Regions from separate parts of the Homo sapiens genome. Here all the other regions are linked to region 1. A link is a loop called in an ENCODE intact Hi-C map of the cell type or tissue named here. Cell type or tissue: IMR-90. All regions are shown on one strand. Region 1 has its middle 7.8 kb from the start of MDGA1. Region 2 overlaps ZFAND3 (zinc finger AN1-type containing 3). Region 3 has its middle 28 kb from the start of ZFAND3-DT. Region 4 overlaps ZFAND3 (zinc finger AN1-type containing 3). Region 5 overlaps ZFAND3 (zinc finger AN1-type containing 3).

The links. Peaks named below come from ENCODE experiments on the same cell type or tissue, not always from the same donor. Only the 100,000 strongest peaks of a DNase experiment are listed, where the experiment ranks them.
Region 2: it touches region 1 in a loop (8-fold over the local background); 55 of 110 quality-filtered maps call a loop at or near these places.
Region 3: it touches region 1 in a loop (2.7-fold over the local background); 20 of 110 quality-filtered maps call a loop at or near these places.
Region 4: it touches region 1 in a loop (13-fold over the local background); 15 of 110 quality-filtered maps call a loop at or near these places.
Region 5: a loop joins it to region 1, with 4 times the contacts of the local background. A loop is called at or near these places in 2 of 110 quality-filtered maps.

Annotation. Positions count from the first base shown.
Region 1 is chr6:37,703,157-37,708,156 of GRCh38, forward strand. No RefSeq gene overlaps it. Among named protein-coding and RNA genes, the nearest start is that of MDGA1, 7.8 kb to the left of the region's middle. RefSeq lists a silencer at 2,420-2,679. In IMR-90, a CTCF peak has its summit at 2,433 (motif pointing right); DNase peaks (open chromatin) are centred at 2,295 and 2,715; H3K4me3 peaks cover 763 bases; H3K27ac peaks cover 705 bases.
Region 2 is chr6:38,010,207-38,015,206 of GRCh38, forward strand. The region is part of intron 2 of ZFAND3 (zinc finger AN1-type containing 3); the gene reads left to right. Among named protein-coding and RNA genes, the nearest start is that of ZFAND3, 190 kb to the left of the region's middle. RefSeq lists a silencer at 2,387-2,681. In IMR-90, a CTCF peak has its summit at 2,595 (motif pointing left); a DNase peak (open chromatin) is centred at 2,585.
Region 3 is chr6:37,788,731-37,793,730 of GRCh38, forward strand. No RefSeq gene overlaps it. Among named protein-coding and RNA genes, the nearest start is that of ZFAND3-DT, 28 kb to the right of the region's middle. RefSeq lists enhancers at 2,663-2,957, 2,683-2,977. In IMR-90, a CTCF peak has its summit at 2,895 (motif pointing right); a DNase peak (open chromatin) is centred at 2,821.
Region 4 is chr6:37,858,160-37,863,159 of GRCh38, forward strand. All of the region lies in intron 1 of ZFAND3 (zinc finger AN1-type containing 3), which reads left to right. Among named protein-coding and RNA genes, the nearest start is that of ZFAND3, 41 kb to the left of the region's middle. In IMR-90, a CTCF peak has its summit at 2,276 (motif pointing left); a DNase peak (open chromatin) is centred at 2,252.
Region 5 is chr6:38,154,059-38,159,058 of GRCh38, forward strand. ZFAND3 (zinc finger AN1-type containing 3) reads left to right here. Exons shown (of 6, transcript NM_021943.3): 6 at 1-566. Among named protein-coding and RNA genes, the nearest start is that of BTBD9-AS1, 330 kb to the right of the region's middle. In IMR-90, no CTCF peak of the experiment used is centred here; a DNase peak (open chromatin) is centred at 1,933; H3K27ac peaks cover 849 bases.

The DNA.
Region 1 (5,000 bases):
TTTTTTGAGTTGATGGTTCAGTAGATCACAAGTAATTTTGTTTTATACTGATTTGAGAAATTTATGGTCTTCCCACTCTGAGCAGGTGTAAGGGACACTGGTTTACCAGGCTCTGCTTCCCCACTGGGGTGGGTCTGGGAAGAAGCAAATGGGCTGGAAAAGTGGAGTTCTTTTGACTCTTCATTAACTTAACAAATATTCATGGACCCAAGCATTGTGTCTATATAATCCTGGGCACCCCATTGTGCTGGAGGCATCCAACAGCTAAAGACACAGCCCTGCGCTCAGGTAGCCCAAGTCTGATAGAGGAGACAGCCCTGGCCCTAAGGGCCCGTAGTCTGATGGGGGAAGACTGCTATTACAGGGTTACAGATCCTGGAATACAAATGGAGCCAGGCTATAGATCTAGGGACAGATAGATATACTATAACAGCAACCAAGTGTTCACTACATGGGTAAAAGTGAAGAGGATGGAGAACTAGGAAGGCACTGGCTGGTTACTCTGATTTCTAGGCTCTTACTGAACATTTTGTTTTTTTTGTTTTTTTTGTTTTTGAGACAAGATCTCACTCTGTTGTCCAGGCTGGAGTGCAGTGGTGCAGTCAGAGATCACTGCAGCCTCAAATCCCCAGGCTCAAGTGGTCCTCCCACCTCAGGCAACCAGGCTTGAAAAAAAAAAAAATTTAGCCTCCTGAGTAGCTGGGATTACAGGCACCCACCACCATGCCTGGCTAATATATATATGTATATATATTGCATTTTTAATAGAGACAGAGTTTCACCATGTTGGCCAAGCTGGTCTCGAACTCCTGACTTCAGGTGATCCCCCCGTCTTGGCCCCTAACCTTTCTTCAAGCCTGGTTGCCTGCAGCTTTCCAAATTTCAGCCAAACCCAAGGGAAGTAGTCTGTGTTTTACTTGGGTATTTTCTCCTAATGCAAATGTCTTTCTGGGCTCCTGGGAAAGAGGCCTGTTTGAAGGAAATACTGTTAAGCTGGCATGCAGCCGTTGGCACCCACAGGGAAGAGCACCCTCTCTCTGGAAGCCAGGCTCCACCCCAGCAAGAAGTCCCAGCCCCATCTGACTCCACTGACCTCCCCTAGGGAGGTATCTCTGACTAAGCAGACTACAGGGCACCTAGAGATCAGCTCCTCTCCAAAGGCCCCACCTGCTACTCTGGCCTCATGAATGACACCCCTCCACCCCAGGCTTAGAGTGGGCATTCGTTCTCTGTGCTTTGTTTCCATGTGTGCTGTGAGCTCAAGGGTAGAGTGAGTGTCCTGCTCATGTCTGGACTGCTCACAGTACCCAGTGCCAAGCTGAGCACACAGTAGTTATTTGATTTATGCTCATTAAAATGAACTGTGGCAGGGTGTGGTGGCTCACGCCTGAGTTCCCAACACTTTGGGAGGCCAAGGTGGAAGGACTGCTTGAGTTCAGGAGTTTGAGACCAGCTTGGGCAACACAGTAAAACCTTATCTCTAAAAAAAAAAAAAAAAAAAAAAAAAAAAGTCAGAAAATTAGCCAGGCATGGCGTCATGCGCCTGTGGTCCCAGCTACTTGGGAGGCTGAGATGGGAGGTTCCCTTGAGCCCAGGAGGTCAAGGCTGCAGTGAGCCATGATCACACCACTGCACTCAGCCTGGGTGACAGAGTGAGATCCTGTCTCAAAAAAATAAATAAAAATAAAATAAAATGAGCTGAGTTGGTTACACTGACTAACTCAAACAAAAGTAGGCTTTGGGCAAGACCTAAATTACCAGGATAACGGAGGCCCAAATTATCCAGACAATATGTAGATTACGGACAAATACAAATAATGAAGATCGAAGACATGTTTGAGTTATGTACAGGCTGAAGGAAAACTGATTCTCGGGGAAGGGAAGCAGGCAGGTGAGGCCCAGGGTTTCTGGGAAACCCCTGTGTAAACAGTGGCAGGGGGTTAGCAACCCCCACTGCTGCTTCCTTCTGAGATGCTGTCTGGGAGGAGAGGTCTGAATCAGGTGCGTTCCTAGAGGCATGGGGGCTCTGCCAGGCTGAGGGTGGCTCTGTCCTCAGGCATCTGCTCCCAGGCCTCAGCAGCCCCAGTGGAACGCATCAAGTTTCGCTGAGCTGGTCTTTCTAACTTTCTCCCCGGCAGCTCCGCGGGAAGCAGGATCAAATGTTCTCCAGCCTGAAAAGCCCGGCTGGGGTGTGAGGAGAAAGGAGAAGGGGAGGAGGGGCGGCCAATCTGCGGTATTGGAAGGGGAGGGGCCGGGGCCGGGCCCCAGGGACAGGCCTCGTGACTCTCCTTGCTCCCTTTCTGTTTAACCCTCCCAGCCAATTCTTTTTCCTTTAGCCATTAGCTCTTTTTGATCCACGTAAAAGGGGGTGGGGGGCGGGAAATCTGGCGTGGACTTGGAGGCGTTCAGCACACCCGCGACCGCTGCGTGGCATAAACTACAGGGGGCGCCATTCACATAGGATACGACAGACATGGCGCCCGCCCCCTCCGCCCCCCCAGTACAACGTGGGGGCCCTGCTGCCACGCCCTCGGGTCTGACCTGACCCCAGGACAAGCTGGCGGGTCATCCTACCCTGTACCTCACTTCCCTCGCTCCTTCTCTTCCCAACCCACCCCCAAGCCCCCGCCGCCAACTCCTGTCTTGGCCCCTCACCCTCCAGGTCGCTCTTGTTCTGGCCCCCACTCCTGCAGGCCACGCTGCGGATGGTTCAGAGAGAGACGGGGGCGGGGGAAGGAGCCATCGGGCCTTCTCCTGCGCATGCTCGCTGTGAGACGAGCGCTGTGAGCCCTGGGGACTCGCTGCCCTTTTGATTAACTCGTCTTATTACGTGGCTCTCCCGGCTCTCCTTGGGGACCCTCCATGCCCACCATCCCAGGGGGCCTTTGGGATCCATGCCTGGCACGGGCTTGGAAGGAATCCCCAGGCACCGGCCCACTCAGTCACTAAAGGATGATCCGGCCTGCCCATCTGTCCCCCTTTTCATCCTCTAACCCAAGGTTTATCTGAAGGAGCGTGCTACAATTCATAAGCATCAAATGCCCATAATAAAGGCCATTTGCTTTCATGACCACCTTTGTCATCTTCATTTTAGAGGGGCAACTGAGGAACAGAGAGGTTCAGTCACAGATAGCTAGTAAGTTGTGTTCAATCGAACTAGAGAATCTGGCTCCAGAGTCAGAGTCTATACTCTTCACCACTACTTGGTGCTGCGTCTCACGAAGAAGTGGGGCCAAAAACTGGCACACTAGAGCTGCGCTGGCCAAGGCATAGCTACTGGTAGATATTTATGTCAGTTTCTCAGTCACGCTGGCCACATTTCAAGTGCTCACAGTCACACTAGTGGTTACCGTGTTGGACAACAAAGATATACAACATTACCCTCATCACAGGAGTTTTATTGGACAGCAGTGCTCAGAAGTCCTTAATTTTTATCCCAGCACTACTGCTTACTAGCTGAGCGACCATGGCCGGTTACCTAACCTCTCTGTATCTCAGGTTCCATAAGAATGGTGCAAGGCCAGGCATGGTGCCTCATGCCTGTAATCCCAGCACCTTGGAAGCCTGAGGTGGGAGGATTGCTTGAGCCCAGGAGTTCAAGACCAGCCTGGGCAACATAAGGACACCTCATCTCTGTGAATCAAAAATTTAAGAAAACTAGCCAGGCATGGTGGCACGCACCTGTAGTGCCAGCTACGTGGGAGGCTGAGGCAGGAGAATCCCTTGAGCAGGTCAAGGCTGCAGTGAACCATGATCAAGTCACTGCATTCCAGCCTGGGCAACAGAGTGAGACCCTGTCTCAAAACAAGAAAGTGCCAACCTCATAGGGCTGTTAGAAGGATTAAATGAGAAAATGTATATGAAATGTGCTAGGCATAGTGCCTGGCATATAGTAAGCATACTAAACATTATTATTTTGTTAGGAATCATAAGCCAGTCCTTTATTTAACAAAGTGGGTAGCTAAAGACCAGAGAAACTAAGGAACTGCCTCAAAGCCACACAGCAAATTAAATGCCAGAAGCTGAGGCTCCTCATTCTTTTTTCTCCACCACATGACCTAATGATATCACTACAGCCAATAAATGACTTCCGAATTTGGCCCTCTCGAAAATGTTGTAAGGTGGTTAAATGAGGTTTCATCAACCTTACTGTACAGATTAAGAAACTGATGGGCCCGGTGCAGTGGCTCATGCCTGTAATCTCAGCACTTGGGAGGCTGCGGTGGGGAGGCAATTAGAAGTCAGCTGAGGGCAATGAAGTTAGGATGAGGGGACAGAGGCTGGGTACCAACCCATCCTACTAGAGCGGATATGACATGACCCGTTTATTGTGTCTTACCCACAAAATGGAGCTTCTGTCAGGGAGGATCTTTGTCATGTTCACTGCTATATCCCGCATAGCTTAAAGGGTGCCTGGTAATCAAGAAATGGTTGTTGACTGAGTAGATGCCCATTTTTCAGATAAAGATGGTAAGGCTCAGAGATGTGAAGGACTGTGCCCAAGATTGGATTTATTCATACGAGAGGAATTTACTGAGCATCTACTTTGGGTCCACATGTCGAGTCTCTCTGACTCCAATTCCTGGGCTTCCCTTCAATACCTCCCATCTCCAACCCGCATTCTACAAAGGGGAAGGTAGGGCTGCCCTGACTCCATCCTATTCCCCCGGCACGTAAGTGCTTCTCTGTCTTTGGTTGACCTGGCAAGGAGAGGCCTGAGAAGCCTTAAATTAAGGTTCAGGCATGAGTTGTGTAGCCAGGATCTATGCTGAAATTTTATTTTGTGTTTTCCCATTGCGCTTGGAATAACGACCTTCCATCTTCCATCCCAAGAAAAGAACTGAAGCCAGAGTCTGAGTCGGGTTTTTTGTTTGGTTGGTTTTTTTGGTGGTTGCAGGGGCGGGGTGGGTTGCCTCAAGTAGCTTTGGGGTTTGTCGTCAAAGCAGAGGGATGTCCCGACTCAGTTAGGTTTAGGAGGTGGAGGTCTCCTGATGGAGAGT
Region 2 (5,000 bases), 310 kb after region 1:
TCATTCTGGAACCGTTTAGACTCATCAATGAACCTAGCATGCATAGCTTTGGGATGTGGGAAGAGTACGCAGAAAAAAAACAGGTGTGCATGGGGAGAAGGTGTGAACCATATAGACAGTGGCCTCAGTTGGGAGTTGATTTTTTTCCCCCCTTACCATCCTTCTAATGAAATGATGTTGAAGGAAACAGTGTTATTTGAGGAGCCATTGTACAGGACTTTAACTGGGATTTTGAAAGTTTATATCTAACACTGTCATTTTGATTAGATTAATTCAGGTTTGGTGATATGTTGCTTGCTTTTGTCTTCAGCTGTTAAGTCTTTTCATGCCCTGGTCTATGACAAACATGGACCTGTTTTCTGTCACTATCATTTTGCTTTTACGCCCCCAACCTTTTTTTTTTTTTTTTCCGAGACAGGATCTTGCTCTGTCACCCAGGCTGGAGTGCAATGGCGCAATCTCAGCTCACTGCAACCTCCGCCTCACGGGTTCAAGCAATTCTCTTGCCTCAGCCTCCCGAGTAGCTGGGATTACAGGCGCCTGCCACCATGCCTGGCTAATTTTTTGTATTTTTAGTAGAGATGGGGTTTCACCATGTTGGCCAGGTTGGTCTCAAACTCCTGACCTCAGGTGATCCGCTCACCTCGGCCTCCCAAAGTGCTGGGATTACAGGTTTGAGCCACTGCGCCCGGCCCAACTTTTTTTTTTTTTTTTTTTTAAAGAGATGAGGACTCACTGTGTTGCACAGCCTGGTCTTGAACTCTTGGGCCCAAGTGATCCTCGCACCTCAGCGTCTCAAGTAGCTGGCACTTACAGGTGCATGCCAATGACTGGCTCATTTTGCTTTTTCTAAAAATTCATATTAATGGATGTATACAGTTGTGTCTGGCTTGTTTCAATTCGCATAATACGTTTGGGACTCATTCATGTTGTTTTCATGTAGTTTGTTCCTTTTCATTGCTTTCCATTGCATAAATTTACCACAGTTTGTTGAGCTGATGGATATTTGGGTTATTTCCAGTATTGGAGTATTTTAAGTTTCTGTAGACCTTTGAGTACAGGTCTTTGTATGAATGTATGCTTTTATTTTCTTGCATAAATACACACAGTAGAATTTTGGGGTTGTATGATAAAGTACAGCAGCTGTATGCTTAACTTTATAAGAAACTGCCAAACTGTTTTCCAGAGTGGCCGTACTGTTTTACAAATTCCCATCAGTAGTACATGAGCGTTCCAGTTGCTCCATATCCTTGCCAACACCTGGTGTTGTCAGTCTTTAAAAAATTTTGGTCATTCCACTGAGTGTGGAATGTAGTTTTAATTTGTATTTTTAATTTTAATTTGTAGTTTTAATTTTCATTTCCTTTTGGTTTGTGGATTTGTACTTTGTGGCATTTATGCTAAAAGTACCAAGGAGGAAGAAAGTTGTTTTTTTCTTCAGATTGTTATCATCTTGGTTTGTAACTTGTATGTTCTCAGAACATTATTTGATTCTCCACAATCAGTAGCACAATTAATTTTATATTAATTGGTTTTGTAGTTGTCCAGAACTCTATTACACTTAAAACGTGATCAAATACTATAAATTATTATATCATTTATGATCACACCTGATCAATTAAGAGGATTCGGGGAAGGTAAAACTTCATGTAAATCTTTGGAAAATGGTTTTAACCTGTTTCTCAGCTAATTAAAGAATACGTAGCTATATTTCTTGTCATTCTTTTTTTGGAAACTATAATATGAAAGTTCAAAATATAAAAAAGATACTTAAAATTAGACATTTGATAGTTGGGATATGTTATAGTACTTTGAAACAAATTCTGTAATAGTATTCAGAATTGAGATGTTTAGCACACACTGCGTCAGTTATGTTAAATGGTGGGGATGGGGTGTGGCAGGCAGTAGTGGAATGTAGAATGCTGCTGTATGCTGTGTAATGTAAGCATCTCCGTTCCTAGTGGAGAAGTTGCGTCGTGTTCTCAAGAAGCACAGAGGGAGACATTTGGTAAAGTACCAAGTAGTTGAATGAAATACAGTACATAGCAGATAAATTTTGTATATACTAACAAATCAGTAGCTATATTTGATATCCTGGGTAGCCGTATTTGATATCCAAACTATTAACACTTCATTACCCTGAAGAGCTTCCTCCTTTCTTTTTGATAGTATTTTTTTTTTTTTTTTTTTGAGTCGGAGTCGTGCACTGTCACCCAGGCTGGAGTGCAGTGGCGCGATCTTGGCTCACTGCAACCTCCGCCTCCCGGGTTCAAGGGATTCTTCTGCCTCAGCTTCCCGAGTAGCTGGGACTACAGGTGCGTGCCACCACGCCTGGCTAATTTTTGTGTTTTTAGTAGAGACTGGGCTTCACCATATTGGTCAGGCTGATCTTGAACTCCTGACCTCGTGATCCAGCCGCCTCGGCCTTCCAAAGTGCTGCAATTACAGGTGTGAGCCACCATGCCTGGCTGATAGTAATTTTTAATCTTTATGTGATGAGGTGTGCAGGTCCAGAAATCGTAACATGAATGGCAGTTAAAGGCCTTTGAGAAAGTAGGGGAGGGTGATGGATGCATCAGCCTCGGCCACCCTCTAGTGGCTGCTCTGACCATATTGCAACTTCAGTTGATCCTCTTAAGTGTACATCAGGAGGGGGAATGGCTGAGGGGCTTGTTGTTTTTTATACAAAATTCTTTTTTGTATTATAAAACATCTGGAGTAATCTAGAGGAATAACTTCAGTAAGGAGTTACCTTAAATATCAACATTGGTTATTTGGGTACTAGGATTATGGATGATTTTATTTTCATAATTATACTTGAGTGTATTTTCTAAATTTTACGTAGTCAACTTTTTGTTCTAAGTCAGAGAAACAGAAAGGAAGACTCACTGATCACCTCTGTGTGCCAGACACTGTTATATATATCATTCCTAATTCCTAATACACGAATTTGAGTTACATTGATTAGTATATACAAAATTTATGTCCTGTATTTTCAACTTCACTTGGGGCTTTAATGGAACACTATCATTCGCTAACATTTTTGTGGCACAGACTTCTTGCTGATGTTGTTTACCAGAGTGTCCTTTGATTCTACTTCAGTCTTGCCTAGTAAAGTCATCTTTCTCCCTTAATGAATATCTCACCTTCTTTCGGGACCACTCACCAGTCTGTGAACCTTCAAAACAAATACATTCCATGTTCTTATTCATGTTGACATATGTTTGATATAGTACATACTGCCGTCTGTTGTAGTTATTTGTGTGTATTGCCTATTTCCTAGCTTTGCATCCTACAGCCCCAGAACAACACATAGAAAGCACACAGTATTTGCCTAAAACCATATATTGGAAGCTTCTACCTGCCTCAGTTTGTGATGTAATGGTATTTGACTTATTTTAATCAGTTGCTTGGCATTGTAGCACATTTTCCTAGAACCAGTATTTCAAATGGTGTGTAGGTGCCTAAGCCCTGAAATACTGGTTTTAAAACTTAGCCACACATTTAAAAACTGGAGAGTTAAAAAAAAAACAAAAAAAACCTCCAATGTCCAGGTTACACCTCATACACGTGGAATCAAAGTATTTGGAATGGAAGCCAGGTATCAGTATTTTTAAAAAAGACACCCCATGTTATTTGGATGTTCAGCAAAAGTTAATGAACCACTACCCTATTTAATCTATACTGCATGGGTACTAAAGTTAAACTCCTGACATTTAAAGTTTTGCTTTTGGGGAAAATACTTTTCTCAAGCCAGATGCAAGAGGTTTTGATGGCATAAGACCTACAGATAACTAACAGGCTTATTTAAGCCCAGGTATTTATTGTTAAAGGAGGTATTTGTCCAACTTACTCTCAAATAGTTCCCAAAAAATGTTTGCAAGGGGAGAGAGAGAGAATGAGAATGGTAAAGCAAATGGGGGCAAAATGTAAACGGTTGCTGAATTCTATAAAGGCTGTATGGGATTGACTAATATTAGTCGTGCAACTTTTTTGTAAGTTTGTAAAACTTTTTAAAAGTTTTGTTAAAAAGAGAGAGAGAATTTGTTAACACAGATAAATCACTAATTGGTGAAATAGTAGAGATTTTTGTTTGTAATTTTACTTTATTATTATTATTATTATTTTTTTTTTTTTGAGATGGAGTTTCACTCTTGTCGCCTAGGCTGGAGTGCCGTGGCGCGATCTTGGCTCACTGCAACCTCCACCTCCCTGGTTTAAGCGATTCTCCCGCCTCAGCCTCCCGAGTAGCTGGGATTACAGGCACCTGCCACCATGCCCAGCTAATTTTTGTATTTTTAGTAGAGACGGGGTTTTGTCATATGAGTCAGGCTGGTCTTGAACTCCTGACCTCAGGTGATCTACCCGCCTCAGCCTCCCAAAGTGCTGGGATTACAGGCGTGAGCCACCATGGCCAGCCCTAGATTTTTGTTTTTAATTTTTAAAAATATTGGAGTGCACAGAGTATATCTGGCTTCAATCATCTCTTTTCATTCATGTTGCTGTTTGACTGAAATCCTCTTTCTCCTGGCGGATGGGATTGGCGGGTGGTCCTATTTTCTAAAGGGAGGAGGCATTTCCTATTTAATCTTGAGGATACAGGGAAGATGGTATAGAGTTAAGCATCAACCCACTTCTCTGTCTCTTCTTTTTGCCTCTTCTTTCTGCTTCATTGGCACAAAATACTGTTTCCATTAAGATGCTTAAAAGTGATGCAGGTGCAGTTCTGCAAATTTAGAAAATAATCATTCGTTGGAAGATACGTTAGATCGTTTAATTTTAACCTCCTGCTTTTTACCAATATGATGACTAAACCAAGACTGGTAGATGTAACCTTATACTTTATTTAAGGTCTACAAGGAGGAGGAGTATATATTTTACTGTTTCTCTTGTTATCTAGAATTTAACATGGGATATTTACCTTTAGGGAAATCTTTTATATTATAACTCTGCCCTGGATGCTTAGTTAGTTAACTGTGCTTTTGTAGTTTCTTTAAGGA
Region 3 (5,000 bases), 86 kb after region 1:
ACCATTATTTTTTTTCTTGATATATAACATATATGCAGTAAAGTGCATAAGGCTCAACGGTACAGCTCAATTAGTTTTTACATGTGTGTACTTTCATGTAACCATCACCCAGATCAAGATAGAGAACATTTCCACATTTCCAGCTCCTCAAAATGTATATGCCCCTTCCTAGTCAACACCCCCCAAAAGGTAGCCACAGTTATGATTTCTATTGCCATAAATTAATATGGTCTCTTCTTGGACTTCATATAAATGGAATCACACTGTATGTGATTTTGTTGTGCCTGGTTACTTTTATTCAATATCACGTCTGTGGGATTCATCCATGTTGTTGCATGTGGTTATAGGAATTATTTTCATTACTGAGTAGTGCTTCATTGTATAAATATATATACATGTATGTATCACAACTTTTTAATTTTGATTTTTTTTTTTTTTGAGATGGGGTCTTGCTCTGTTACCCAGGCTGGAGGGCAGTGGCACAACCATAGGTCATTGCAGCTTCGACCTCAAATGATCTTCCCACCTCAGCCTCCCAAGTAGCTAGGACTATAGGTGCATGCCACCTCACCCGGCTAATTTAAAAAGAAAAAAATTTGTAGGCCAGGCGCACTGGCTCACGCCTGTAATCCCAGCACTTTGGGAGGCCAAGGGGGGCAGATTACCTGAGGTCAGTAGTTAGAGACCAGCCTGGCCAACATGGTGAAACCCCATCTCTACTAAAAATACAAAAATTAGCCAGGCGTGGTGGCACGCTCCTGTAATCCTAGCTACTTGGGAGGCTGAGGCAGGAGAATCGCTTGAACCCGGGAGGCAGAGGTTGCAGTGAACCAAGATCATGCCACTGCACTCCAGGCTGGGCAACAGAGTGAGACTCCATCTCAAAAAAAAAAAAAAATTGTAGGGATGGGGTTTTACTATGTTGCCCAGGCTGGTCGGAAACTCCTGGGCTCAAGCAATCCACCTGCCTCAGCCTCCCAAAGTGCCGGGATTATAGGTATGAGCCACTGTGCCTGGCCCAATCACAGTTTATTTATTTAACTTCTTGTTGGTGGACACTTGTGTTGTCTCCATTCGTTAGCTATTCTTTTTCTTTTTTTTTTTTTTTGGAGACAGAGTCTCACTCTGTTGCCCAGGCTGGAGTGCAGTGGCATGATCTTGGCTCACTGCAACCTCCACCTCCTGGGTTCAAGTGATTCTCCTGCCTCAGCCTCTCAAGTAGCTGGGATTACAGGTGCCTGCCACCATGTCTGGCTAATTTTTTGTAGTTTTAATAGAGATGGGGTTTCACCATGTTGGCCAGGCTGGTCTCAAACTCCTGACCTCAGGTGATCAACTCACCTCGGCCTCCCAAAGTGCTGGGATTACAGGCATGAGCCACCATGCCCGGCCTTGTTAGCTATTCTTAATGAAGCTGCTGTGAGCATCCTTGTACCTGTCTTTTGAATAATTCATTATTTTGAGACACATTTCTGACTTTTAAAATAAATGGCAACATACCATTTCCACCTCCTTCCACTGGGTTGTGCCATGCTGGGATGAGATTACTACAACACTACATCATGAACGTATCTGTGGGAGAAGAGGACAGCCTCAGGACCCCCTGGACGGGCCCTAGAAGCCTCCAAATACAGTCTTGGGTCTTCATGCCATGCATGGCACAGCTGAAGCCCTGACCAAGGTCTTCGCCATGAACCTAGGGGTGGGGAAAAGCAGAAAGGGTTTCTAAACCCGCTAGCCTGTACCTAGCCTGGATTTTATGTATGGCACAGATTTAGTTTACAGATGAGGAAACGGGTTTGGGGAGGTGGAGTGACCTGGGTTCAAACCATGGCTCTGCCAGCTGTTAACTGTGTGGTCTCAGACAAGTTTAACTAAGTTCTCTGACCCTCCATTCCCTCACCTAGAAAAATGGGGATAATAATATTTACCTCGCAGTGTTGTCAGGAGAATTAAATAACAGATGTAAATCACCTTGCATAGCACTTGGTGTCTATAATAATGGTTTCTTTTTCTTGTTTGTTTTCTGCTCAAGGTCACATAGCTAGTAAGCTGAAAAACTCAGAAACAGAGCTTTTGAAGGGAAGGAGGAAAGAGTAAAAAGGAACAGTTTGGGGTGCCAAATTAGGGACTATGACAATGCTTTGTGTCTTTATACCTCTAGTATCCCCCATAATGCCTGGCATACAGGGGCCACTCAATACATGCTTATTGAAGGTTTGAATGGATAAGTGAACAAATAGATCCAGAAATTCACACTAAGATTGCTTTCAAGCCTTGATTTAGACTGGCTACCAAGTGGGATTTATTGGGATGGAGAAACCAGCTTGGGGACAATGGGGTTGCTGGGTATCAGTAATGAATGATCCGCTGACAGGCTCTCACCTCAGCCAGGAGGGTTTGGGCCCAGTAGACAATCAGGTTGAGTTAGAGAGTACATGTCAGGGAGCAGGGAGAAAGGGGCTGCTGGAAAGAGAAAGAGGACTTGGGAGCAGGTGCCTAAGGGAGGGTAGGGGAACCATTTGGTCAAGGAATGGAAGTCTCGCTGGGACTATCAAATGTAGAGGCTCTGGGGGCTGGGCATAGTGGCTGGATCAAGAGGTCAGCCAGGGCACCTGGGAGATAACACTGCCATCCCTGTTCTCCTGTAGACCCAGGGGCTGGACAAGCAAGTTTGCAAAGAATATGCAGCAGCCAGGCAGGGGAGCCACTCTGGGATTCCTGCCCCCGCCTCCAGAAGGCGGGGTTTGTTCTCCAGCTCATTCATTCTTTGGGATGACTCATTACTGAGTTGTCATGTTGTCATCGAGTGCAGAGTTACAGGGAGGAGGGGCAGCCTGTCTCGCCCATCTGTGCACAGGCAGTCCTGGCAGCACTGCAACTGGAGAGTTCCCAGGCTGGCCACATGGGGGCGGGGGGAGCCAGGCCTGACATCCTGGCCATCTGGGCGACTCCAGTTCTGGGAAGAGCACTGGACTGGGAGTCAGGGGCCTGACTTCCTGGGCCTCCTACACCCTGGCCACCCTCTGTGCCTCAGCTAATTCCAAAACAGAAATGATGATACCTCTCCTGCCTAAAACCAGGACGTCTCATCCCTCATTTGTGTTTATACCTTAATTTGTGTGTCAGAGAAATCTCCCTGGTAGTTAGCCATACTCCAGTTTTGTTCGCCCGGAGGACTTAGGGCAACTAGTTTTCTTGAGATTACATCTTGCAGATCCATCCCAGGTGCAGATAGGGGATGAGAGAACACTGCGGTGCCAGGCAGGCCCTGTGCGAAATGTTTCGCTCTCACCAACCCTGTAGCCCTCACAATCACCTTTTAGGATGGACTTGAGAATGAGGGGCATCTTTTCTGTTTGTTAACTTTTTTTTTTTTTTTTTTTTTGAGATGGAGTTTCACTCTTGTCGCCCAGGCTGGGGTGCAATGGCGTGATCTCAGCTCACTGCAACCTCCACCTCCCAGGTTCAAGTGATTCTTCTGTTTCAGCCTCCCAAGTAGCTGGAATTACAGGCATCTGCCACCACATATGGCTATTTCTTTTTTTTTTTTTTTTTTTTTTTTTGTATTTTTAGTAGAGATGGGGTTTCACCATGTTGGCCAGGCTGGTCTCGAACTCCTAACCTCAGGTGATCCACCCATCTCGGCCTCCCAAAGTGCTGGGATTACAGGCATGAGCCACTGCGCCTGGCCTATTTGTTAACTTTTATATTGGGCTATAACTTACATGTTAGTAAAGTGCCCTTATCTTAAGTGCACATACAGCCGGATGAATCTTTAAATGTATGTACACCTGTGTAACCGCCCTCCACATCAAGATACAGAGCATTTCCAGCATCCCCTATGCTTTGCCCCAGTCAAGGCTGCCCTGTAGGTAACCTGTATTCCTACCTCAAAATAGTATTTTTGCCCATTACATAGATGAGGATACTGAGGCTCAGATATGTACAGATGGATACTGATGCTCACGATAAACTGCTGTGCCCAAAGCCACATAGCTAGAAATACTACTGTTAATGCTTTTGGAGGCAGAGGGTGGTGGGAGAACTTGAAAGAGGATGTAAGACTGCTGGAACCAAGACTTCCCATTCAGCAGCTGTCCAGCATCATCTGCGCATCCTTGCACCCTCGATCTTCAGCACCCACACTTCTCATTGCACCCAGCTTTAGGCAGGAAATGCTTTTGCCTCTGCTGGCCTAGGCTACACCCTCCCTGGCTCTCTGCTTCTTGTCCCTGCTGGTGCCAGAGTGCCTCCCCTTGACTGGAGGGTCCCCTCAGGAGAACAGAACCCTGCCCAATCCCAAAGGGTTAAGCCTGAAAGCCTTTACTGAAGAAGTGATTGAGGCTAAATTCTAGGAGCGAAATGCAGCAGTTTCCTATTCGCAGCTGATAAGCCCTCTCCATAGCCCAGCACTGGGCCACCTTGGAGTGCTGCTGCAAACTGTCTTGTCACGAGGAAACTATGCTCCCTCCCAGGTCCTCCCTGGGGGCCTGGCTGAACCCGGGCTACAGGATTCTGCCTCTTGAAGCTGTTGCCCAAGAAGTGACCTAAGTCCTTCTAGGAGACTTACCCCAACCTCTTCCTCTACAACTAGTGACATCACGCGTATTTGCCAGCCCCTCAAGGAGAGATAATCCACCCCTGTGGGACCTGACTCAGTATGTGCATTTTGATGCACAAGTTCCTGTTGATCTTGACCTCAGAACTCTCCTATCTCCAACTCCTAGCATACTCTACCCTCTCTTTAAAAAGTTGTAAATACCTTGCCCTATCCTTTTGATTAGAAGTGTCTCATAGAGATGGGCTTGAGTCCCAGCTTTGGCGAATTCTCCACTGTGTGGCCTTAGCTAGGTTACCTAACCTATCTGTGGCAAAGACTGCTAGGGTTGCCTCTCTTCTTCCACAGCAATAGAACTTCCAAATTTGGCTGGGTGTGGTGGCTCATACCTGTAATCCCAGCCCATTGGGAGGCTGAGGTGGAAGGATCACTTGAGCCC
Region 4 (5,000 bases), 160 kb after region 1:
TTGACCCTAGGTGTCCAGTCAGTCTATGGCATCCTTTGCTGGGACACCAATAGCTGGTTCAGCCTGGCACAATCAGAATATTAGGGTTGTCTTCACTGATAGACACTGGCAACTTTATGCTGGAAGAACTTCTTGGGACACTTTTCCTGGGGAGGGGATGGTAGATTGTAGGTGGTTTGTAGCAGGTACTAAGGACCTTCAAGACTTCACCAGAATGCCAACATGTGGTTGTAAGAAGGGTTATGCTTGACGTGCCGAAAGGTTAGAATAAGATTGAAAACTAGCATTGGAGTAGGCTGTGGAGTAATAGAGCTTTGAAATCCTTTTTGAGGCTTTATGTGCTTTCAAAGAGGATGGCTTCTGGCAGTGGAGAGTAGTTTTTTCCATAAAACATTTACTTTGCAAATATATAACAAAAGACTGTTTCCACCTATATGACTGAAAAATGGAGCATTGACTATAAAACACATCCTGTTATATTTTCCTGATTTGAACACAAAAGACATGTATTGCTCATCTAACACTGTGTATTTAATATTTCCTGCGTATGAGTGAAACCTGTTAAACAAGGTGAAGAAAATCTATAAAAGGTTAAGATGTTTTTAAAAACAATTTTTGGGGCAGCGTTTTGAAGACCAGTGTGTTTACTCCTTGAGGATTTATTAATGTTTAATTGGCTCTTTCGTGTTTATAGTGCTCTGCTGCAAACACCTTTTTTGATTTTACCAGTAGCTGCACTGCCATTTCTTTATACTAGAAGAGCTAGAAGATTTGCTGCCAGGGCCAGCATTGTGCATGTCGTACTTTCATGCATGTATTATTATTTTAAAAAATCCTGTGTCTGTGGGAGCAGGTCAGCTACATTTCTGATACACGTATGTTTTAGCCCTGGCTTCAACAAGGAGCAGCATGTTGTGATGTAAAGAACTTTGATTTTGGAGCCAGAAAGCCCAAGTTAGCATTTTGGCTCCACCACTTGTTAGCTTTGTTGCCTTGAATAAGACAACCTCTCTTTATTTCAATTCCATTACCTGCTTTACAGGATTGTTGAAAGGATCAAGTATGTTAATGTATATACTAGTACTTTTTAGCTGAACAGAGAAAATTTATGTTTAGATTCTATCCATCTCATTGATTCTTTCTATTAAAGACAGATGATCCTGGCACACTTTTGCTTAAATTTTATTTCAGTGTTCTGTGTTTGGCAATTTGGACTTGGCCTGTAATATCTTCTGTTGCTGAACCCTTTCTTCTCTTCATCGCTCTTCCATACCATCTGTAGCTATGATTGTCTGTAGTTGTCACCAGAGACTTTGTTGCTCTTTAAATAGTATATTGTATGTTACAAAATACATAATTTCTACCTACCAATTTTCTGATCTTATGGTCTATTTTCATATCTTATGGTCATGAGCTAAAAATTAATGTTTGCTTATTGGGGAGGGGCATGATAGCAGCAGGCTGGAGACCTTCAGGTGAGGCTTTGATTTCAGTGATAGGTGAGGATTGAATTCATGAATGGCTTGCAAATATTGTGGGACTGGCCTTGTACCTCAATCAGTTTGTGTAACATTTTAGAATGTAGTAGCTTTTCTCCATTGTCATTTGAATTTTGATGAATAATGATTTATTTTTCTGTCTTTAAAAAGGGTTTTTTTTTTTCCTGAGATAGAGTCTAGCTCTGTTGCCCAGGCTGGAGTGGGTTTTTTTTTTTTTTCTTTCTTTTTTTGAGATAGACTCTTGCTCTTGTCACCCAGGCTGGAGTGCAGTGGCGTGATCTCGGCTCACTGCAACCACCACCTCCTGGGTTTGAGTGATTCTCCTGCCTCAGCCTCCTAAGTGGCTGGGATTACAGGAGCCTGCCACTACGCCCAGCTAATTTTTTTTTTTTTTTTGTATTTTTTAGTAGACGTGGGGTTTCACCAGGTCTCGAACTCCTGACCTCAGGTGATCCACCCGCCTCGGCCTCCCAAAGTGCTGGGATTACAGGCGTGAACCACCGTGCCAGGCCAAAAAGAGTTTTTTTTTTTTTTTTTTGGAATGTACCTGTAAACCCAAAAGGACCTGAGGTAAGAAGTGGCAGTTTTATGGAGTACTTACATAGTAAAGAGGAATAATATTATAAAATATTATGGTTTTAAAATGCATGGCCTCCAGTAGTTTTTGTGGCTTATATTCAGAAGTTTGACTTAAAAAGAAATTCCAGAATTTCAAAAATTTGTTAGCCATAAGTATTTTGTGACTATGATGTTAATGAATTTGCACTCCCCCTGCTGGCTGACTTTTTAGGAAGACAGTGAGTTAGGAAAAGCAGAATCCTAATTCAGACCTGAGAATATCTGTCAAATTTTTTATTCTCTGTAGAAGTGGCTAAAGTTATAGGGGGTATCATTTTGAGTAAGAAATTGATTGCATTATGTCTTTCCTCATTTGGACTTGTTTGCAGTGATGTTTAGTGCCAAGGGGATATTCACTTAGTTTTTTTTTTTTTTTTTTTTAAGTAGGTTTAGATTTTAGTTAACACTATATACCATATATTTACTCTTCTCTGTTTGTGACGGCCACATCAGGTACCTTTTTCACCCAGTTTTTTTTTTTCAAACAGAACAACTTGTAATTTCTGTGCCTTTATTTGATCATTTATTCATTTATGGGATGTGGCTTAGTTTCTGTAAAGCACTGATAGGTGTTGAGGTGGATGTAGAAGGATGAGATATGGTACTCCATGAAGCCTTAAAGCTTCTCTGCTGGAAATCTGTACCATATGCCAGTGAAATGTTAAATAAAAATGAGAGCAATGTCTAGTTAAATAGCATAAGGCCGGGCGTGGTGGCTCACACTTGTAATCCTAGCACTTGGGAGTCCCAGGCGGGCAAATCACTTGGCAAGGAGTTCAAGACCAGCCTGGCCAACATGGTGAAACCCTGTTTTTACTAAAAATAAAAAAATTAGCCAGGCATGGTGGCACACTCTTATAATCTAAGCTACTTGGGAGGCTGAGGCATGAGAATTGCTTGAGCCTGGGAGGTGGAGGTTGCAGTGAGCCAAGATCGTGCCACTGCACTCCTGCCTGGGCGACAGAGCTAGGCTGTGTCTCAAAAAATAAAAATAAAAAAATAGCATGATGAAAGTAAACAGTTTGATTTCAAAGATGAGAAAGGCTATCATAGTGTTGTAGATAAAGTGGGTATCAAGAGTGACTAGAAAAGGACACTGAAGAAATGATGTGGTCTAGGTAGACAGGAGCGGGGAGGAAAAGGACAGGCATTCCAGGCTGAGGGGACAACATGATAAAAAAGACGAGTAGGAAATTAGTGTAATTTATTAAGGGTACAGTGAAAAAAGAACTGTTTCAGGGGCTTTACGTACTTACTTGATTTGATCCCAGCATTAATCTTCTGGTGTGGTATGAGTGTCTACATTTCACAGGTGAAGAAAGTAAGACTTACAGGGGTTAAAACTATTATGAAATATTATGAAAGAATTATGAAACTTCTAGGTTTTCATCCTCCATATATCTGGCTGCAAATAAGTCTGTGCTCCTCTAGCAATAACTTCAGAGAGAGTTGGTTAGTACCACAGAGCCTTATGTATTATGATGTGTGGTTTTCACACTCCAAAATTTACTTAGAAATACTTCTTTTTAAGCATTACATATGGATAACTGGAGCTTTATTCTAATATTTCACTGTTTTTAGAGCCTTGTAAGCTTATTGAACTATTTCAAGTAGAAATAGAAAATATGTTGTATGTGTTTTGCTGCTCTGCATCATAAGCATTTTCTTATAATCTTTCCCAGTGTTGTCACTGATGCAAATGGAATAATTGATTCATAACATTCTTTCTTATTAAGTTGGGCTATGACTTCAGAATTATTTTTTAAAAATGTGCTCAAAGAGGAAATAGCCTAAGAAAATTTTATTTTTTAAGTTATGTTTTGATTTCTGTTTACTTTTTTATATGTTTACTTTTTATTGAATTTTTTAATGTTAAAAAATTTAATTTTTAAGTTATATTTTGATTTTTGTTGTTTTTTAACCATATGTTTACTTTTTATTGAATTTATTAATATTGCAAAGTTCTTGCACTGCCAAACCATGCCTAAGAATTCAAAGAAAGAAATGGTACAGTAGACGGCCTCATTCACCCATCATACAGTATCTTAAAACTTGATTCATGTACATTTTGATATTTTCATAGTCTTTTAAGAAGTTATAACGAGTTGGAATTTAAATCTGCTGCAGGGGCTGAGCACAGTGGCTCATGGCTATAATCCCAGCACCTTGGGAGGCTGAGGCTGGAGGATTGCTTGAGCCCAGGAGTTGAGACCTGGGTGACATAGTGAGACCCTATCTTTCCAAAAAAAAAAAAAAGAAAAAGCAGGCATGGTGGTGCTTGCCTATAGGCTCAGCTACTCAGGAGGTTGAGGTGGGCGGGCTCACTTGAGCTCACTCAGGAGGCTTGAGCTGGGGAGGTCAAGGCTGCAATGAGCTGTGATCGTGCCACAACACTCCAGCCTGGGTGACAGAGCGAGATCCTGTCTCTAAAAAAAACAAAACAAAACAAAAAAAAAACAAAGTGCCCTGGGCCTTCAGATGTCTAGCATAGTATGGTATTACAGAACATCTCCACGTATTCATGTCAGTTCATTCCTCAATAACATAACCCCTAACAAAATTTTGCTGGGAAAAAAAAATGGGTATTTTCCAGGGAAAATATTTGGGCCAACTTCCAACTGATTATTTGTTAACGTTTTTTTTTTTCTCAGATGAAGCCTTGTCTAACTAAAAATCCCCTATTTCTTATTTAATCACCCAGCCTCCCCTTGGCTTGCTCAGCTACTCACCCAAATCCATCAGAAGGCAGGCATCGAGTAATGGCAACACTATTGCTGTGGTTGGCAGGTCTTGTCAGGAGATACTGTAACCTTCCTAGGAGTCTGATTCCTGCGCTGACACTTTGATCAAGACTGAACTCCAATAGGAGAATGCTCCCACATC
Region 5 (5,000 bases), 450 kb after region 1:
CTTAATTCTTGCTTCAGGACCCAGACCGGTGTCTTGCTCTAGGGCAACCCAGGGCAGAGGGGCCAGGTCTGCCCAGCGTTTACCACTGCTGTCAAGCCACAGCCCTTGGCCACCATACGGGCCATCCTCAGTGAGGCAGCCCCCCATAGGCTTCCGCCAAGCTCTGGTCCCGAAGAGGCTGTGCGAGCCCTTCCCGGCCCTCCCCAGGGCCCCCCGCCCCCTCCTCTGCCTGCTGCGTGGAGGCAGCCATGGGAAGGAGCCCAGGGGAGCTGGCCTGGGGGAGCGAAGCCCATGTTCGCTTCCTGACTTAGAGCTGGGGGGGGTGGGGGGTGGGGCTTGTTCCCCTGCAGTATCTGTTCTGTGAAGTTTGTTAAATGTAAGGAAAGCTTAAATTCTTGTATCTTTAAAAGAGAAAATCTTATTTAACCCTTTTGTGTTCTAGATTTACTTACACACATAGCCTAGAGCTCAGTTTTAGTTTTAACATTGTGAAAATATTAAAAGAATCTTGTAACTTTATTCTTTTTTCTCCTGCTGAAAAAAAAAATTAAACCAATCGTATGAAAGTTTGGTTTTCTTGTTTCACCCCTTCTCCTAAGTGCCCCCTGGGTTGCTGGGAAAACTGACCCATCTCCCTGGCCAGGGCTGGAAAGAGATGGGGGCCTGTGTGCAGAGACCGTCTGCAGTACTTGGAGGCACTCGTCCAGTTAGTGTCCAGGCTAAACAGCCGCTTCCTTGCTTTCTGTTGGGAGCCTCTGCCCTGGGAAGCTGCGGGACTGGCCTTGGGGTAAAGGTGGGTCTGCAGGGCCAAGCCTGTGCCAGCAGCCAGGAGGTTACACACTGGGGGGGATCAGAAAACGAGCCCCAGCCCTGAGGGCCCCAGGCGTGGGTGGGGTGGGTGCTGGGTCCTGAGGGAAGGCAGCATGCCCTAGACCCGAACCCCACCCTAGGAAGGGCCTCCAGGATGGATGACGAAGGCTCCCAAAGGCTGGCTTGGAGGAGGTGTGTGCTGTGGCACTCTTTGGTGTATAGGATGAACTTAACTACATTTTTAAATGTTCAAAAAACATTTGGCAGGGCAGGGGCGAGGCACAGGAGTGGGACCTGTCCCCACTTCTTTTAGGACAGAGATATTGACCGCATAGTTGTCATGAGCGTGATGAAAATCCTCAGAGGAAATCAGAGGCCCAGTGGCGATGAACAAGCACGGGGGCAAAGGGCAAGAGAGGGCCTTGGTGGCCTGGGTGTGAGGCGGGCCTGCAGGGAGCAGTGGGCTGTGCTCTGCCCACTGGTCCACAGGAACTGGGTCTGCGTCAGCTCCTTCCTGATTGCTTCACAGAGCAACAGTCCACAGCAACAACATAACTGTTGTTATGCCAACAACAGTCCACAGCAAGAAGAGGGGATGGTGGGAAGACAAGCAGAAACCTTCCTGCTGGGTGGCGTGAGAAACAGGAAACCATGGGTGGGAGTGGGCCGTGGTCTTCAAGGGAGCCATCAGCAGCACATTCAGGGAGCTGTGAGCAGCCCCTCTAGCCCCAAGAAGGGGGTCTCCAAGAGAGAGGGCCCCAGATGGGCACAACAGTAACACAGATACCCAAGAGAAGTCTGCAGGAGTCTCAAAACCTGATTTCCTCAGCAGCCATTCTCGCAACTACATGGGGGAAGGCTGCAGTGAGGGAGGAGTGATCGGAGAAAGACATGGAGACTTGGGACCTGGGGCGGGCTCTGGGGGAACTCAGCACACAGCTCGAGGCCTGCGAGGTGGCCCCATATCTTGTCAGCACTGGGTCCTGTCAGAGGGCTTGGAGAAGGTCTAAGAATCAGAGACAGATACAGACAATTAAGCAAGTAATAACAGTGTATTAATGCCTAAGCAGAAATACACAGGAAGAGGAGCTGCAGACCCTGTGTGACTCAGCTGTGAATAATATTTACGTACAAATAATGTAAACACAAATACTAGTGAATATTGCTCTGGTAAAAATATATGCTGGATCTCAGTAGGAGACTGGGAGAGGGAAAGAATGTGCCTGTGTATTGGTGGCAGAGGATAAGAGAGCCAAGTTCTTGTTCTTAGCAGGAAATCAACAAAGGATGTCCAAAGCTGAAAACTTGAGAGTAGTATGTTATTTAGAAATATGGAGGTAAAAGAGGAGGAAAAAGCTTAGAAGTTAAAATTGGTTTTCTTTGGGGTAGGAGATAGGAATGCAGTAGGCCTTATATTTACGACTACAGTTAAACATATAACATTGATTGAAAAATTGAAATGCTTTAATAAGGGAATGATGGAAGCCCTTCCTGGGAACTGAGGGGCCAAGTCCTCAGAAACCTGCCTTACTGTTCTCTGAAAGTGGGTTTCAGGGAGTTCAGGTCTCTGAGATGCAACATAGAGTGTTGGTTTTGATCAGAGCTGCTTTGGAAGATGCAGGCAGCTGGCACATCACAACACAGCACATGTTTAAAACCCTGAAGGCTGAGGGCGGTGGCTTGAGCTTATAATGCCAGCACTTTGGGAGGCCAAGGTGGGAAGATCCCTTGAGTCCAGGAGTTCGAGACCAGGCAACATGGTGAGACCTCATCTCTACGAAAAAATATTTTTTTTTTCTTTTCAAACCCTGCATGTGGCATGTGATGCAAAAAAAAAAAAAAAAATTTAATTGCTGCGGGGAGCGGGTGGTGGTACACGCCTGATAGTCCCAGCTACTCAGGAGGTGGAGGCGGGAGGATCACTTGAGCCCAGAGTTGGAGGCTGCAGTGAGCTAGGATTGCACCACTGCACTCCAGCATGGGCAACAGCCTGAGAGCCCATATCTAAACATATATATGTATTTTTTTTTTTAATTTAAAAACCCTGGGAAAGGTGGCTGTGGCAACACCAAGCTTATTTGTTACCAAAAAAACTTTTCTTAATCAGCACACCTTGGGAAAAGTTGCCCTGGTTCATTGAGCACCTACTGTGCGCCAAACACCTGAAAAACTCTCCCTTGATCCTGTGTGATTCCACTTGGAGGTACCTAGAGTAGTCAAATTCACTCCCTTCAGGTCAGCCTGGAAGTTCCTATCTCCGGGCTTCTGTGGTATGCCATCCAGCAACCCAGATGTTTGGCTGGGCAGACAGATGGAATGTCACCTTTCCTTTGGCTTAAATGCTGTGCCCAAATTCACACAGAAACACAGAAGGGTGTTTCCTGCCCGTCACTGGAGAGCCTGGGATGGAAAAAGTGCCTGGAGCAGGAAGATGGCAACACCGAGTGCGTGCTGGGCCCAGGCCTGGCCCTCCCGCTGCACACCCTCTGGAGCGTCCCACAGGGTTAGGTGATTGAATTGTTGGCAGATGAGAGCACCCCAGACCCGGGACCTAATAAAAGGCCTTTTGAGTTTTCGACCTGGAAGGACCCCACACCTCAGGCTCCCCTCCTGGCCACCTCTTCCAGGCAGCTCTATCAATCCTAGCAGTGAGGAGTGCAGTTGAAGGGGCCTGGGGCACACATCACAGGGTTCGATGGGAGAACTTGCTGACAGGGAGCTGGAGTGTCTCTGGAGTCCTCAGGCCCACATCCACCAAACACCAGGAGGAGCTGAAGAGGAGGGACTCCCAGACTAGGAGGAGAGGGATCTGCTGTGTATGACAAGGTGCCCAAGTTCGGGGTGGGGGTGGGGACCAAGACATAGACCCCAGAGGTAAAGCTCTGGGTCTGCACCGTGGCAGCCCCATTAGGGGCATCTTCCAGCCCACAGCCCTGGCTAGGGTGACCTTCATTCAACACCTGCTATATGCCAGGCAGCATCCCAGACACTGGGGATATGATGGTGACCCAAACTACAGCTATAGGGAACAAAATAAGGGCAGTGCAAAGAATATTAGAGGGGTGACAGGCATACACGATACGCAGGGGGAAGGGAGCAGGGGGAGAAGCATAGGGTCTGAGGGTCTTTGTCTGCGATGGGCATGGAGGGCCCTGCCTGCCGCTTGGGGGTTCGGTCAGGCTGCCACTGTGCGAGGAACAGCCTGCAGGGAGTGAGGGAGGTACACAGACCAGAGGACCGGCTGGCTGGTCCGGGAGGCCAGCAGGAAGGCTCAGTGCTCCAAGGTGGCAGGGAGGTGGTGAGAAGAGCAAGATCCTGGACTGATTTTTGAGGATGGAGATAGCAGGAGTCGCCGATAGGCTGGGTGTGGGTGAGAGAAGAGAGGAACTATAGACAATTTCTAGTTTGGAGTGTGAGCCGCTGGAAAGATAGAGATGCCGTTAATGAACGACAGGCAGGAGCGTGAAGGGGGTGGGATGAGAGCAGACGGCTGAGGTGTAGACGAGACACCCAGCTAGAATGTGTGTGTGTGTGTGTGTGTGTGTGTGTGTGTGGCGGGGCTGGGGGGTTGGGGAGGTGGTGCCTGGATACACAGTTCCAGGGCTCAGTGGAGAGGTCCTGGCTGGAGATGGGCATTTTTCCCCAATAATTTTTATGGTAGTAAAATATGCAGAACACGCAGTTTCCCTTCTGAACCATCTTTAAGTGTACAGTTTAGTATTATTCAATCTATTCATAATGTGGTGCAACCATTGCCACCGTCCATCTCCAGAACTGGAAGTGGAATCATACAGTACTCGTCTGTTTGTGTCTGGCCGATTTCACCCAGCACGATGTCCTCCGGGCTCATCCACATGGTAGATATGTCTGTGTCCTTCTTAAGGTGGATGCTACTGCACCGTATGATGAAACACACGTGCTTGCCCACCCCTTTGTCAGTGGGCACTGGGGTTGCTTCCATGTTGTAGTTACTGTGAATGAGGCTGCTGTGGATGTCGGTGTACAAATGAGATACACAGTTTCGAGTCACCTGCATAGAGCTAGTATTTAAAGCCACAAGCTGGGCCAAGGACACCAAAGAAGGGAGTGTAAATGTAGAAGAGACGGATGGAGGCTGTGCCTGGGGATGCCATCCAGAGGGACGGAGGAACCTGCAGAGGAGACCTAGAAGAAGCTGCCAGCAAAGCAGG